Linked DNA regions of Homo sapiens: all the other regions are linked to region 2. Evidence: chromatin loops called from intact Hi-C (ENCODE). Cell type or tissue: MCF 10A. All regions are shown on one strand. Links, peaks and the distances in the headings refer to the core of each region. The heading gives the core; the rest is flanking DNA.

Region 1 (5,000 bases), core at 1-5,000, 730 kb before region 2:
CATTCAAGAGACTGTGGCTAAAAGGGGCCCAACAAGGCCAATGTACAGCTCAGGCCATTTCTTCAGAGTGTAAGCCCCAAGCCTTGGCAGCTTCCACATGGTACTGGGCCTGTGGATATGCAGAAAATGAGATATGAGGTTTGGGAACCTCCGCCTAGATTTCAGAGGAAGTATGGAAACTCCTGGATGTCCAGGCAGAAGTCTGCTGCATGGACGGTGCCATCATGAAGAACCTATACTAGGGCAATGCAGAGGGGAAATGTGGGGTTGGAGTCCCCAAGTACAGTCCCCACTGGGGCACTACCTAGTGGATCTGTGAGAAGAGGGTCACCATCCTCCAGACTCCAGAATGGTAGATCCACCAACAGTATGCACTGTGCACCTGGAAAAGGCTCAGACACTCAATGCCAGTCTGTGAAAACAGCCACAGGGCTATACTCTGCAGAGCCACAGGAGCAGAGCTGCCAAGGCCTTGGAAACCCAATCCTTGCATCAGTGCACCCTAGATGTGAGACATGGAGTCAAAGAAGATTATTTTGGAGCTGTAAAATTTAATGACTGCCTTGTTGGCTTTCAGACTTGCATGGGGCTTGTGACTCCTTTGTTTTGTCTAATTTCTTCCATTTTGAATGGGAACATTTACCCAATGCCTGTACCCCCATTGTATCTTGGAGGTACTTAACTTGTTTTTTATTTTACAGTCTGATAGGCAGAAGGGACTTGCCTTGTCTCAGATGAGACTTTGTACTTGGACTTTTGAGTTAATGTTGGAATGAGTTAAGACTTTGGGGGACTGTTGGGAAGGCATGATAGGTTATGAAATGTGAAAAGGACATGAAATTTGGGAGGGGCTAGGGCAGAATAATATGGTTTGGCTCTGTGGCTCCACCCAAATCTCATCTGAAATTGTAATCCTTACGTATCGATGGAGGGACCTGGTGGGAGGTAATTGGATCATGGGGCAGTTTCCCCCATGCCATTCTTGTGATACTGAGTGAGTTCTCAAGAGATCTGGTGGTTTAAAAGTAGCACTTCCTCCTTCACTCTCTCTCTCTCCTGCCACCATATAAGATATGCCTTGCTTCCTCTTCACCTTCTGCCATGGTTGTAAATTTCTTGAGACCTCCCCAGTCGTGCATAACTGTGAGTCACTTAAATCTCTTTTGTTTATGAATTGCCCAGTCTCAAGTAGTTTCTTTATAGCAGTGTGACAACACACTAATACACCATACAAGTCTAATATGACCTCTGTCTAGTCTTTGTCTTAGCATCTCTTGTTGAATCACTTCATTTCTCTTCATCCCCCATCACCATTATTTTAGTTCAGGCCACAGTTATTTCTCTCCCATATCACTTCAACAGCCTCCTAACTGATTTCCTTTCTGTCACACTCCCTGTAATCAAGTCTCCATCTTGTAGCCATGATAATATTTCTAAAACCAAACTATGTCGTGGCACATTTAAGGTGACCAACAACCCTGGTTTGTCTGGGATAGAGGGGTTTCCTTAAACACAAAACTTTCAGTGCTAGAACTGTGAAATTTCCACAAAAATAAGGACAGTTGGTCCCTCTGGCTTTATTAACCCTTCCAGAGCTTCCCTCCATCCTCAGGATACTGGGAACAGTTATTGATATGAATTTGAAGGCCCAATTGCTCCTTTTGTGAATCAAGTCCATCCCTTATTCTTTGTCTCAACCTTAGTTAAGTACTTCTCATTCTCTGAGTCAAAGACCCTATTTATATTAGATATTTGCCCATGCTATTCTGTTTGGGCAAAATATTATTTCTCATTCCTTCACTTAGTGAACTCTCTCATCTTTAATTTTGTCACTTTTGTCTAGAAACCTATAATTACTAAGATTGGATGCTGTGTTGCTCCAATGTTTGCTCATATAGCCCACAATTCCCCCCATTACAGAACTAACCACATGCATTTGTAGCTACTTGTTTATTTCTCTGTTCCTCCCATTGCACTGTAAACTCCTTCAGAGCAGGAATCATGTCTTACTATTTTCTGGTACCCAACCCCTCACAGAGTATCTGGGACTTAGTAGGTCCTCAAAAAAATCTGTTGACTGAAAAAATAAGTTAATTTTATGAGAATATTTGAGGTCTTAAAAGGGCAAGTTGTCTTACAAAACATAGTCTATTTTTTCCCATAAACGTTACCAAAGTGTTTTAATACTATATGACAAATTAAACTGTAATATTAATAATTTAAAACCACATTTTATATACATTTGCTTTTAATAGATTCCACTGGAATTGGGTTATAAACAAAAAAAAAAAACCCCATTAATTGGTATGCTTATTATATATAAGAATACTCTGTGTCCTACTGTGGGATTTTTTTAAATGCTGTTTCTGATCACTTACAAACAGAAGAGAGACAGAACGTTGCTGCAGAAACTATTCCAGTGCATCAAATCATTACTTCAGCTCAGAGGGCAGTATGGATTAATCGCTTCAGCATCCAAAATGAGCTCTGGTTTTGATTTCCCTGAGGTTTCAAAGGTAACAAACCAAAACCTCCTATTTTTATGTTCCAAGGAAATATAACTGAACCCACAGTACTCACATAACTCCAGAAAGTGGCCCAAACAGCTGCTGCTGCTGCTGCTGAAACCTTTATGTGCGGGTTTTAACCCAGAGGAAACATTCTCGGACAAGTGCGGATGAGGGCTTTCTGCACAGGATTCAATACTCAAAGTGCTGACATGCAGGATGACAGTATGGCATGGGAATTGGTATTCCAGGCTATGTTATTATAAAAAATTATATGTGACTGCTTCCCAAGGAAAACAAACCACCAAGCCAGCCTGCCTCTATCTTTCAGTCGAAAGCATAAATGTGCTAAGACTCTTTAAAAACAGAGTAGTGGGATTTTCCCATTTTAAAGTGACCTTCTCATTTATCAATAATCTGGCTCTTGTTTTTGTTAGGTGAAGCCTCAGGGGATGATGATTTAATCTGTACAAATATGATAGGAAGGAACGCTAGTGGTGAAATTTAAACAATGACCTTCTTGAATTTTCCAAGGAATGATTTTCACAAGAACCACAAGATGGCATTGTCTACTATGGGACTGTGTTCTGACACTCAGCAAGAATTGACAGCAGAGAACGGAGACAAAGTTGTTTCCCATTCCTCATTTTGTTTGGAAGATTTTGTACCTCCCTTCTACATCAGCTTTATTCACCGTGTTGTGTGGTTGTGGTGAGTGTTGGTTGTAAAGAAGAAGAGGTGATTGGAAATAAGTTTTGACAGCCCCGAGAAGGGCACTGAAGGGCTATAATGAAACGAAGAGCACAGGAAATTTGGGTGAGAGGATAGGTGCACCCACTGCCCCCCAGACCCCGTCCCTGATTCAAAGACAGCTTGTATTTGCACATCAATGCAAAGAAGATTTAGACCTGATCCAGTTGTTGTGGTTCAAGCAATTCAGATATTTGTTTTGTTAATCATATTCCAAGGATTTTATTTCCCTTTGGTATCTTATCTTATATCTACCTATACAGCTCCATAACTAAATTTCCACCGTTGTCTGTGTAGGATGGAAGGCAGGCTCTCATTTCTCATCTTTGGTCCACAAGTATGGCACCATAATATAAAGCAAAAGGAACAAATTCACAGCAAGTGCCTACACTGAACCCTGTACTTTACAAAAAGTTGCTCAATTTAATCCTCACAACTCCATGTGGAACTGAGGCTCAGAAAGGGTCAGAAACTAGTCCAAGCTCACAAAGTGACTTGCTACAATTTAACCTCAAATCACGTTAATCTTTAGGGTCAGGGGCTTTGCACTATTCCCGCACTACCTACAAATAAAAAGACACTGTGTAACTAAGCAAATCTGAAAGAAAAATTTAAGTTATCTCTTTATCCTCAGCTTACCTATCTGTATGGGGGGTTAGTCACAGACTACAAGTGCCCACAGGCATTACAAGCAGAACCATGCCTGCCTCATGCTGCTGTTCAGTGATCTGGCTGAGATGTCTGGTCAATATAATGCATGAAGCAGTTGTATAATTTCATGTTTTCCCTCAATGGACCAGAAATTCAATTACATTCATCATGTTGATTTTGTATCCCTGTGTTATGAACCACTGTTTTTCAGTTTTCACTGGGCCATAGGCATGCTCAGTGCCATGCAAGGGAAAGTTTGCAGTTTGAAGACTAAGAACTTGGTGGAAAATGTATACTGTTGAATAAGAAATCTCTGGTACAAAGTGGGAAATTTTAGATGCCTGACACTATGTTAGATGCAAAGGTGTGTAATATATAATCCCTATCCTCAAGGAGCTTACAGTCCAGTGAGGGAGAGAGACACATAGATATAACTTCAGCGAAATTTGTTAAGTGTTGTGAAAGAGTTAGGCACTGGAAGATAAGGGGACATAGAGAAGGGTCTAGAGAAGGTTTTCTGGAGGATGTGATTTATCAGATTGGCCTTGAAGGATGAGTTAAAGGCCAGTGCTAAAATGAACTGAGTTTTCACCTTACCTTCTACACTTCACTAGAAGCCTGCTTGGAAGGGAAATCTTCACCAAGTCTCAGGTGCTGATTTGAGGGTATATGCTGGTTATTCTTCATCCTCTCTTCCCTGAATGATTGACATCCCTTCTCTGAGAGGATGACCTCTAGAGACTGCATCACCTGGACTCCATTACTCTTGGGCTTCATTTGGGTTTGACCAACATGGAAACACGAGCAGAAGAGCCCAATAGCAGAAGGAGAGTGGTGTTGATAATTGCACTCCTTCTGGATTTGTTGCAGTTATACTAGTCACCATATTCTTCTATGACTGTAGCTTCTGCCATAGTCTTCCTTGGCTACAGCTCTCAACTGGGCTCCAGGAACACCATTTCTACTTATTCTTCATGTTAGTGCCTGGGTGCCTCAATATTCCTTGTTGGGTTCTTTTATACCTACCCACTCTTCTCTAAATCATTCTTTCATCTAAAAATTTTTTCACAATCCCCACACAAAGATGCCATC
Region 2 (6,886 bases), core at 527-5,526:
AAAAAGTCAACCTCACAGAATCAGAGAACAGTGGTTGCCGGGAGCTCGAGGTGGAGGAAATAAAGGGATGTTGGATTAGCGAGGAGTGGTGGTGCGTGCCTATAATCCCAGCTACTCAGGAGGCTGAGGCAGGAGAATCACTTGAACCCAGGAGGTGGAGGTTGCAGTGAGCCAAGATCGCACCAGCCTGGGCGACAGAGTGAGACTCTGTCTCAGGAAAAAAAAAAAAAAAAAAGAAAAGACAAGAAAAAAAAAATCTCAGTTTAAAATGTTCTTACTCCTTCAACAGAACCAAGATACTAATGGTTGACAAATATCTACTGGTCAATCAAAGCATTTATATACAACAAGGGAAATAAAATTCATTGAGCTGGAAAAAAAAAAAGATGTTGGGCAAAGGGTAAAAAGTTTCAATTACGGCTGGGAGTGGTGGCTCATGCCTGTAATCCCAGCACTTTGGGAGGCTGAGGTGGGCCAATCACAAGGGCAAGAGATACAGACCATCGTGGCCACCATGGTGAAACCCCGTCTCTACTAAAAATACAAAAATTAGCTGGGCTTGGTGGCGCGTGCCTGTAGTCCCAGCTACTCGGGAGGCTGAGGCAGGAGAATGGCTTGAACCCGGGAGGCAGAGGTTGCAGTGAGCCGAGATCGCGCCACTGTACTCCAGCTGGGTGACAGAGCAAGACTCCCTCTCAAAAAAAAAAAAAAAAAAAAAAGTTTCAGTTATAAGATGAGTAAATTCTGGGAATCTAACATACAGCATGGTGACTGTACTTAATAATATACTGTACACCTGAAAAATGCTAATAGAGTAGATCTTAAGTGTTATCAACCACACACATAAAAATGGTAACTATGTGAGGTGATTAATGTGTTTGTTAATTAGCTTAATTGTGGCAATCATTGTGCAAGGTACACATATATCAAATCATCACATTGTACATCTTAAATATATACAACTTTTTTTACCCATGATACGTCAATAAAGCTGGGAAAGTGAAAAAGAGGGTCAAACACTTGCACTGAACTCCCAAATATATATGTGGCATTGCGTTGAATCAAATCCCCACTGAGGAAGCCTGAGCATGGCAAATGCATCCAGAATGAGAACAGTTCTTGCAGAATCCTAATGTCTTTCACTTGGAAGAGGGCTTGGAGGTGTTGAGTCTAACTTTTCACCTACATATTCCCACAACATACCTCTGTACAAGGTAATCTAGCCTCTGAATGCTTTTGATGCCTTCAATCTGCTGCTAACAAACGGGCATGATGAAAATGGTTGCAACTGAGGAAGCAGAACAGCCCTAGATAAACGCTCCCTTCTCTAATAAAGTAAAATGCTTTGTTTTACTCCAAATATCAAATGCCCTTGATTGCATGCTATTTTAAAAATACATACTTGGGGCCGGACACGGTGGCTCATGCCTGTTATCCCAGCACTTTGGGAGGCCGAGGCGGGCGGATCACCTGAGGTCAGGAGTTCAAGACCAGCCTGGTCAACATGGTGAAACCCCATCTCTACTAAAAATACAAAAATTAGCCGGGTGGGGTGGTAGGCGCCTGTAATCCCAGCTACTTCACAGGCTGAGGTGAAAAGAAGCACTTGAACCCAGGAGGCAGAAGTTGCAGTGAGCTGAGATCCTACCACTGCACTCCAGCCTGGGCAACAGAGCGAGACTCTGTCTCAAAAACCAAACCAAAACAAACAAACAAACAAAAAAAAAAACAAACTTGGAGAATGAAAGACTGACCTCTATTCCTAGCGAAAAATGCACCCAGGTTGGGTCCAGCTCAACAGTGACCGAATTCCTTTTCTTACCTTTCTTCCATACAGATTATGACCTGTTTCCTTCCCAAGGTGCAAATTCATCACGCAGATTACTGCCACCCAGAAGGCTTTACCCAGCATTTTCTAAGGTGCCCAACGAAAGTGGGGACAAAGCTGGAGGAGGTGGTACCTCATTCAGTACTTGTGATCTGCCTGTGCCCAACTGGTTATTTATGCAACATTCAAAAAATGAGAAAAGTAAAATTTGAAAAAGAAAACAAGTTTGTACATTATTTCTTTCCAATTCCTTGCAGCCAACCTTTGAGGCTAAAGGGCATTATTGACAGAGTAAAAAATTCCTTACACATTTTGCATATTGTGCCTACATGTGTGCAAAATGGCACACACACATATGTGTGTGTACCTGTGTGTGTCACCTGTGTGTGCCTCTGGGCGCACAAGTGCGTGTGTGCCTCTGTGTGTATGTGCATGTGTGTGCACATGCATGTGGCTTTCACACAACCAGTTCACTCTCTGGGTAATTAATATCATACCTGCCACTGGTTTCCTGTCTGACCAGGCACATAAGGTCCGGGGAGGCCCCGAAGGCTGTTCTTCACAGGGGATCCCCCGAGGGGATTTCCCACCTCCCCAGAAGCAGAATCAGCAGCCAAGGCCATGGAGTACTGCGGGCAGTTGTATAGATTGTTGTAATAAGGAAACAGAGACGGCTGGTAGAAGCTGCTGTAGTAGGTGGAGTCTGAAACCAGGTCAGGTGTGTTCTCCACATGCCCTCTGCTGGTGACAGCAGGAATATCCTGGATGACCATACGTCCCTCTAAATTGGAAGAAAAAAGAAAAATACAACATGGTATTAATGTTAGTCCACGAAACTTTACTTCTAAACCTTCCTACCCAAGACCTGCGGAGCAAGGTAGCTGAATATGCAGAAGACAAAACCATCTGTTGCTTCTCCTATAGCCAAAATAAGGGAGAGTTTCTAAGGTTCGCTTCACTCTGGTGGCACAACCGAAAGACTCAGCTGATTGTTTTTACTGAGAGTATCAAAACCATTTTAGAGGTGATTTTAATTACATAAAGCCCAACAGCACAACTTCTATCCAGAAATTCCTATCCTAATGTCAAGAAACTGAAGAGCAAATCTAGTTGACCTGATTGTGCATTCTTAAAACAAAATTAATTGTAGCCACATAGATAGGTTAGAAAGTCAAAACGAGTGGCCAAGAGTTTAGGTGAATTTAGGTGAACACCTGTTTCCTTAACTTCCTTCCACAGGTGATCAGGTATCTTCAGAAATCTGGCCAAAGGTGCGGACCAGGGGCAAACTTCTAGTGTAAGAGGTCAGTAACTATTTCAGGTTTTGTCAACTATTCAATCACTGCTGCAGCATGCTTGTGTTGCAATAAAACTTTATTTATAAAAACAGGCAGTGGGCTGATCTAACCCAAAGACTAGTTTCCCAACCTCTGGCACAGACATTAAAGTGTTTATTGTCAATTCCAATAAATGAATTCCTAAGTCATCCATCCAATGGACATTTATTAAACAATGTTCTAAGAGCCAGTCCGGGTGCCTGAAACGTCTGCCAGCTGCCGTGCCCACAGGGAGTCTACGGTCTAGGATAGAAGATGGGAAGGGAATACCACCTACCACCTACCATCATACAGGAAGACCCATAAACTTCCATGGGAAGTCAGAGGAAACAGAGATGGCTTGTAGCCTAGTTAGAAATTCATGGACAAAACTGCACCTGAGTTGCACTTAAAAAAAGATGCAGGACACAGGTGAAAAATGAGAAAAGGAGAGGAAGGAGAAAGGAGCAGCAAGGACAAAGGAGTGGAAGCAGGAAAGTGGGGGTAGAGTTTGGAATGATGGGCAGGGAAGTGAGGCTGAGGAACTGGATGAGAAAAGGGAAGGAGACATGTAGTATGAAAGATGGGCTAGGGTAAGGTGAGGCGGGCCTCAGTCCAGCTCTCCTGACTCTGGGATGTAATGGGAACCACTGAGTTCTGAGCAAGGAGGTTACACGGTCAGAGCTGTGCTTGGAGGAGATTTATCTAAGGGCAACTGCTTAGGGCAAGTGAAGGAGAGAGAGATCAGAGGCAGAAAGACCTGCTAGGGAACCACCAAAGTGAGTTCAAGGACAGACCAGAACTCTAAGGCCTGCAAATGTAAGAGAGGAGCCTGTTCCAGGGACATGTGGGGGATGAAACGCAACAGAACTGGAGGGCTGAGGGGCTGCCAGGAATTAAGATGCAGGGGAGGCAGAGAGCAGGAGCCTGGGTGTGTAGAGCAGAGGGTGGGCAGGTGTGCAGGTGGAGGGCTGGGTGAGGGTGAGGAACATGAAACGCGTGCTTTTGGGAGAGGCTGAGACTGGAAGCCAGATCCAAGAGTCACCACTGGAGGTGCTAGCTCCATCTGGGCAAGGAAGGGAGGAGCTGTTACAGAATAAAGGAGAGCCAAGACCTGGAGCGTGAAAAACAGAGAATACAACGTCACAGAGGTTAAAGCTGACTTGAATCACAGAGCAAGCAGGCTGTGGTGTCAACTGCTGCTGGGACATCAAGCAAACAGTTCTAGAAAAGACCAACAGACAACTAGGTCTTCAGGGCCTTGCGGTTTTAACCATGATGAAAGGAGCAGATGCAGGCCTGCAAGAGAGCAAGGAGCAACAAGCAACAAGAAATCCAAAGAGATGACTCCAGTGAATGGCCTCTCTCCTACCAGGACTACCAGGACGTGAGATCCAGCAAGAAGGCACCCAGCCTCCGGGCACACCACTGTGTCCTCCGTGCTTAGCACACTGCCAGACACAGTGGGTCAATATTTGCTGAAGGGACTGAGGAATAATCATTTTTCAAGTAGCTTGGCATCAAAAATAATGTGAGTTAAAAGTAAAAGCTCCAGCCAGGCACGGTGGCCCACGCCTGTAATCCCAGCACTTTGGGAGGCCGAGGCAGGTGATTCACGAGGTCAGGAGATCAAGACTATCCTGGCTAACACGGTGAAACCCTGTCTCTACTAAAAATACCAAAAAAAAAAAAAAATTAGCCAGGCGTGGTGGCGTATGCTTGCAGTCCCAGCTACTTGGGAGGCTGAGGCAGGAGAATCGCTTGAACCTGGGAGACAGAGGTTGGAGTGAGACGATATTGGGCCACTGCACTCCAGCCTGGGCGACAGAGCAAGACTCCGTCTGGGAGAAAAAAAAAAAAAAGTAAAACCTCCAGGGAGTCATAAGATCTTGTCGTTTCACTTTTATTTTGTTTATTTACTTATTTGAGACAGGGTCTCACTCTGTCGCCCAGGCTGGAGTGCAGTGGTACGATCTCGGCTCACTGCAACTTCCTCCTTCTGGGCTCAAGCGATCCTCCCACCTCAGCAGCCCAAGTAATTGGGAATACAGGCGCAAGCCACCATGCCTGGCTGATTTTTGTATTTTTTTTAAGTAGAGACGGGGTTTCACCATGTTGGCCAGGCTGATCTCGAACTCCTGAGCTCAAGCAATCTGAATTTTAATAAGCTCTTAGCTTTTTTTTTTTTTAATTTTTTTGTATAGAGATGGGGTCTCACTATGTTGCCCAGGCTGGTCTCAAACTCCTGAGCTCCAGCAATCAAACCACCTTGTCCTCCCAAAGTGCTACGATTACAGGCATGAGCCACTACACCTGGCCTTGTTTCACTTTTCTAAAAAGGTTTAAGGCTGAGCGCGGTGGCTCACGCCTGTAATCCCAGTACTTTGGGAGGCTGAGGTAGGTCTGATCATTTGAGGTCAGGAGTTCGAGACCAGCCTGACCAACATGGTGAAACCCCGTCTCCACTAAAAAAAAAATACAAAAAAAAATTAGCCGGACATCGGCATGGTGGTGCGTACCTGTAGACCCAGCTACTGCAGAGGATGAGGCAGGAGAATTGCTTGAACCTGGGAGGCCGAGGTTGCAGTGAGCAGAGATCGCGTCACTGCACTCCAGCCTGGGTGACAGAATGAGACTCTGTCTCAAATAAAAAAATAAAAATAAAGAAATAAATAGAGGTTTAAGTGTCCTTAAGCAGACAGAATTGGCTCATGAGAGAAATTTCCAGCACAATGCATGGCCCAAAGAAGGTGCCCAGAAACCATCCACTGGCTGAGTGTGTGGGAAAACAAAAACATGCAAGGGAGAGGGCAAAACTAAAGTGCAAGCTCTGGAAGGTCTGGCTGAGATCTACAACAAAATTTATTTTTGAAGCCTCATTTTAAAGTCAGCATTGGTGTCACTTTTCTCTGAAAGGAAACCAAATCCACCTATGCTAGGCTCCTGTAAATGCACTCCCAAACCACTGTTTTATTCTATTCCTTTCCTTTCTTCTCTCCTCTTCCCAGCTAATGAGATGAGACATTCCAATGCCATTATTCCACACCCCCAAGTCTGGAGAGGGCACATGTCCATTCGCTCCTCCTCAACTTCCCCACTGGGCCTTTCTCTTATTTTAAACATCAGTTTGGGCCGGGTGCGGTGGCTCACGCCTGTAATCCCAGCACTTTGGGAGGCTGAGGCGGGCGGCCTGAGATCTCAGCTCAGTCGGCCTGAGCCAAGATCACGCCACTGCACTCCAGCCTGGGTGACAGAGCAAGACTCCGGCTCAAAAAAAAAAAAAAAAAAAAACACGTTTGGTGGCGTTAAGTGGTGGTTTTCTATATCATTCTTTTGTTTTCAAGGTCATGTCTCTATTGTTTATCTGATTACAAAAGCCTTATGAGCTTCTCAAATTTAATAAATTATATGAGCATCTAAGTCAGAAAAAGAATAAATGACCTATCCTACCATGCAGTCATAAACATTAATGGTTCATTCCTATACAATCTCACAGACATTTAGGAAGGCATTTTAGACACTTAGGCCTGTCCCTGCATTAAAAACACTGAATACCTCCCACTTAAGGCCTGCCTTTCAAAAGCAAGCTTCTTAAAAAAGAAAACAAAATACAGTAGCAGACGAATAAATAGAAACCCAAGGATTCCAGCATTCCAGAATCAGGGCACAGCACAAGTTCTTGAATTTCTGCAGCATGACCTTAATCTGAACCTTTTATCAGGCCTCAGTTTATCAAGCAACA
Region 3 (5,000 bases), core at 1-5,000, 550 kb after region 2:
GAAAGGGTATGAATCTCTGCCACCCTCAGGAAGTTTACAAACAGGACGGGGGTCCACAGCTCTGATCCTATGTCCATTCTTTGGCACCAGAGTTGCTGCCTGACAGGCTGACTGGTCCCCCTTCAGTAATTCCTCTTCCACATTCCTCCCCATTAAGGTTGCTATCTACGTTCTGTCCAAACAAAATTATATTAGTTTCAAAATAATGCAGGGAGAGGCACAGGTGTTATTATTCTGCTTATCCGCAAAGTGAGGACAAACCACTAATTTGATGTTTGTTCTTTACAAAAGAGGAAGCAGCCATCAATCAATTCCTTCCTCCGTGGGTTGGCTCGTTATTAAAATGAAAGAAAACCTGCCAGAAAACCAAACCCCTGCCCTTTATCTCTCCCTAGTAAGACTATCTCATTGATGTTCTAAGAAAATTAAAGTGGCATGAACGTGTCCTGGACGGCACGTACATTGGCAGAATCTAGTTCAGCAGCCATTAAGTTAAAAGTATTGTAACCAGGAAATAAATGCAAAGGTAAAAAACACAAGAAGAGTGGCACCTCCCAGTGCTTTGGGAAGCTGAGGTAGGAAGATTGCTTGAGGCTAGGAGTTCAAGACCAGCCTGGGCAACAGAGTGAGACCTTGTCTCTAGAAAAGATAAAATAATTAGCTGGTGTGGTGACACACAGCAGTGGTCCTAGCTTCTTGGGAGGCTGAGTTGGGAGGATCACTTAAGCCCAGCAGTTTGAGGCTGCAGTGAGCTAGAATCGTACCACTGCACTCCAATCTTGGAGACAGAGCAAGATCCTGTCTCTTAAAAGAAGAAAATGAAAGAAGGGCATGAGAAAACAGAACTCCAAGTTTGCGATGAGCCGAACTTGAGGAGCACAAGGAGATTCCTGGAAAGGTGAGAATGAGGGGAGGCCATGTTTTCAACAATGGGAGTTAGGGGAAGAACAAACAAGCTCAGAAGAGCTATTGGAGGGCGGCGGAGGGAGAAAGAAGAAACAGATTACATGAAGTATAAATTAAGAATAATTTTCATGTCCCTACTCTGAGAAGCAAATTCATCCAAGTCTGAGCCAAAGAGAATGAATCAGAATTCTAAGGTTTCTGAGTGTGTCTTCTGAGAAAAATTCAGAGACTATTGTGTACATTTGTGTATATTACCTTTAAGGACATTAACTGACACTTCCAGAGAACAGAAATGTAAATCTGTTAATGGGATAACGAAACTGGTCTGTGTCCTGTGAGCTGATTGACAGAAGTTTAGAAACGCTGCTAAACTTGTCTTTGAGCCCTGATAGGAGAGAAAGCTCAGCCCATGTCACCCCTATCAAGTGAGTGGAGTGGTATAAAAGGAACGACCAGCTTGGGCTTAAAAGCTGTAATTCTAGGGAAAGATAAGAAATAGGCTTTGAGATTTGCTTATTGCTAAATGTACAGTTATTAGCCTGGGCATGGAAACCCCTTAGAAATCATTAAAATGAGCCGTTATGTTGAGCTCCTCTAATTTTATCCTTATGAAGCCATGATATTTATATTTCCATTAATAGTTGCATGAATCTCAATTTACATTTTGAAAGTTGTCAAAGAACATGAAACAAAGCAGCCAGGACTGGCACATTTTTTGAAAGTTTTAGAATCTTTCTGTTGTTGACACCAGTGGGTAAAGAAATTTCATCTTTTAACTATAAAAGACACATGACATCTGATGAATTAGCCATGGTTTTAAACAATTACCTTATTACGCTGTCAAAACACAGTCCTTTCAACTACTCACAGCTCTGTTTTATTTTGTACTGTGGGGTTTACCTGCACCTCCCACTCAGTTTCTTCCCTTGGGAAACCCTGACACAGCATCTCATATTTTGCCTGAGTAAAAGACGATCTGGAAGTATAAGACGATTCCCGACTTCTGCTGAGGGCCCAAGGGCAGCCTGTCTGAGGCCTGAAACCACAGGACATCCATTAAGGAGAGCTGTTAAAATACCTCTGCTTTAGAGATGGCCAAACACTCTCAGTGAAAGGTGGATGAATGCTGACCTTTGGGGGCATCTGTAAAGCACATGAGGAGGTCAGAACTGAGGATGAAAAAGCTGCAAAATAGCGTCCCCCACAACTTCCCAATAGCAAAAGAAATAAGACTAAACAGTTTCCCAAAGCTGTCCCGTCAGAAGAGAAGAAGCCACTTCAAAGGACTGATTTTAAATAATAATTTGTAAAACTAACAAAAGTATAGAAATCAAAGACAAAAGGCTTTTTGGATTTTAGGTGCTCCCTCTAATCTAGACAAACTATTCAAGATCAGAGTCAAATGCAAGCCTAACTTTGACTTAATTTCATCACCACTTCTCCATTGCTTCTGCCTCCACCAACCAGGGCAACTCATGTAGAAACAGGGTGCCTCATGAAGCTTCCTGCTGAATTCTATGTAAAGGACAGTGGAAAAATGACACTCGTCACTGTTAAACCGACCGCAGGACTTTTAGGTAGGACCGTTCTATATGGGCTGTAACACCAAAGCACTGTGGACTCAAGAGTATAAAATAAGGAGAGTGGTATGGAGTTGTGAACGGTGGAATCAGTGACACTAATGTACACAGCACCTCCTTACTCCTACCTGCCTCAACCATGATTCTAGGAAAATTCGGCACATTCTGTGGTTTACATATGAGACAAAATTGGTGAATGTGTAAATATGTATAGTAAGCAACTCTCCCCAAAATGAGAAGATTTCGATCTTTAGCTACATTAAGGGATGCATCTCTTGGTCCCCCTCCCCACTACACCTTCCAAAAAAATGCCAGATGTCTAAGGTCAGGACTTACTAATGAAAGGAGGCAGAAACTGACAGGCTAGAATAAAATCCTTTGCGAAAAAATGACAACAGTGATCTCGGAGGATGCTGCAATACTTTTCAGTTTTTCCTGGTCTTGCACTTCAAGGGCAAAAAATACAATATGTGTCCTACTTTCATAAATCACGACTTCATATGTTTTGTAACGAAAAAGGTAGTCGTGTGTCTGAATCTAGAAAGTGAGTGAATTGTGTCCTCTAGTGGCTGAATATTATACTGGAACGGTAGCTTTGCTGTCATAACCTTAGGCAATTGGTTCCCTCCTGAATTTTTTCATTCTTACAAATAGGAGGATTGCTGAGTTTTGGAGCAAGGCATTAGGAATGTGGGGATTGTGTTCCTGATTTATTATCGAGACCAAGTTGCAACTAGCACCAGAAATTCACTTTGTCTTTGTCTCCGTTCCTTGGCTAATTCAAATGACTAGATTTTGCCTGGGCTGCCACTGCCCTTCCTAACTACATGGTTTGTTTATAAAAGCTTCTGTTCCATAAGCGACTGCTTGCTAAGCCTAGTAAAACCAAGTACTGGGCTTCCGCATCATCTGATACTTAGGACAGAGTTTTTTGTTTTTGTTTTTTGAAAGAGTCTCACTCTGTTGCCCAGGCTGGAGGGCAGTGGCATGATCACGGCTCACTGTAGCCTCGACCTTCCTGGCTCAAGCGATCCTCCCACCTCAGCCTCACAAGTAACTGGGACTGCAGGTGTGGACCCCCACCCCTGGCTAATTTTTTTGTTGTTGTTGTAGAGACAGGGTCTTGCTATGTTGCCTAGGCTGGTCTTGAACTCCTGGGCTCAATGGATCCTCCCGCCTCGGCCTCCCAAAGTGCTGGGATTGCAGGTGTGAGCCGCTGTGCCCGGTATGGAGCATTTGACAACTCCATATGGTACAGGAACTCATTAAGGGTTGGTGGAAGCTTCCCTTCCATGAGAAGGAGGGGGACGCTTTGATTTTGAACAAAAGAGAGTGTCAGACCACCAGTGCCCCATCCCAGACCACCTGAATGGGAGTCTTCAGGGTGGGGCTGGACACTTACTCTGATGCACAACCACCCTTCCTTCACCTAGCACTGAGAAGATCCACTCTGAATACAGAGCTAACTGGGCTTAAACTGGGAACCTATTTCCTTGGATGAAATTAAGTCCCTTTCAAGGATACTCCCCATGTCCTGCCCCTCTTCCTAACCACTTCGTTTGCAGTTATTTCTGGTTCATTTCTTTCCTTAGAAGTTCTAGTCACTAAATCATAACTCGCAGACATTCCTTCCGGTCAGGTCCTGCATGCATGCTACGCCATTCCTTTTCCCCCGCAGAAGAGAAGGTGGGTAGTACTCCTTAAGACTCCACTGCGATATGGGAGCACATCCCCGTTAGGCCAGATCAGACTTCTGGTCTGAGAACATTCAGCTGAATAGGAGGAGTCCTGAAAACAGCTAATTATCCATCAGAGAAATCATGTTCCAACTGATATGCTTGTTCTCAGCAAGCACCGTCCTCCACAGCAAGTCTGATAATTGGATAAACAAGACCTCAGAGGCTCTCGGGGGCTGAAGTGAGAGATGAAAACGTACTTTATGTGGCTCTTTTTACTGTAATCACCCATTAAAGGGACGGCAGGGAGCTTAACAGCTCATTACAACCTCATTGCCTGTGATCTCCGCACATACCCCTCTGGCGGCCGCAGGATAGGATGCCCTTGAAGACCTTGCTGGGCCTTGGCCTCAGCCCATGCTGTTTTCATTCTGCCCCCACCAGAAAGCAGCTGGTGTCTCTAGTACCAGCTGTTGGGTCACATGGAAAATAAGCCAGGAGTTGGTGCAAATGTGTTCCTAGGCAAACCACTAGCATTTTCTTAATCTGGACACAGAGCAAGGAACGCCAAGCTTGGATTCGGATAATCCTTTTCATCAGCTCAGTTTTTCCAGCTGTTCTGCTCTGCTTTCAGAATTGCTGTCCTTCTGCTTGTGATTTCTCAGAGTGTCCTGCCTGGCTCTGGTTCAGAGGACCCTGCTCTAGCTCCATGCCTCTAACCCACAGAGGCTGCACATGGCACTGCAGAGGGCCCGAGCCGCTGGTTTGGGAGCCCCTGGTCATTCCTGGGATGAGCACTTCTGGCTCTAGAAGTTGGTCTCTATCGTTAGAGCAAGGA

Evidence for each region. Peaks named below come from ENCODE experiments on the same cell type or tissue, not always from the same donor. Only the 100,000 strongest peaks of a DNase experiment are listed, where the experiment ranks them.
Region 1: it touches region 2 in a loop (19-fold over the local background); 4 of 110 quality-filtered maps call a loop at or near these places.
Region 3: it touches region 2 in a loop (4-fold over the local background); 2 of 110 quality-filtered maps call a loop at or near these places.

What each region holds. Positions count from the first base shown.
Region 1 is chr9:1,618,168-1,623,167 of GRCh38, reverse strand. No RefSeq gene overlaps it. Among named protein-coding and RNA genes, the nearest start is that of SMARCA2, 390 kb to the left of the region's middle. In MCF 10A, for the core only: a CTCF peak has its summit at 3,057 (motif pointing right); no DNase peak of the experiment used is centred there.
Region 2 is chr9:889,635-896,520 of GRCh38, reverse strand. It overlaps DMRT1 (doublesex and mab-3 related transcription factor 1), which reads right to left. Exons shown (of 5, transcript NM_021951.3): 3 at 2,326-2,609. Among named protein-coding and RNA genes, the nearest start is that of DMRT1, 51 kb to the right of the region's middle. RefSeq lists an enhancer at 2,276-2,595. In MCF 10A, for the core only: a CTCF peak has its summit at 2,567 (motif pointing left); a DNase peak (open chromatin) is centred at 2,540.
Region 3 is chr9:345,936-350,935 of GRCh38, reverse strand. The region is part of intron 14 of DOCK8 (dedicator of cytokinesis 8); the gene reads right to left. Among named protein-coding and RNA genes, the nearest start is that of DOCK8-AS2, 120 kb to the left of the region's middle. In MCF 10A, for the core only: a CTCF peak has its summit at 3,049 (motif pointing left); a DNase peak (open chromatin) is centred at 3,045.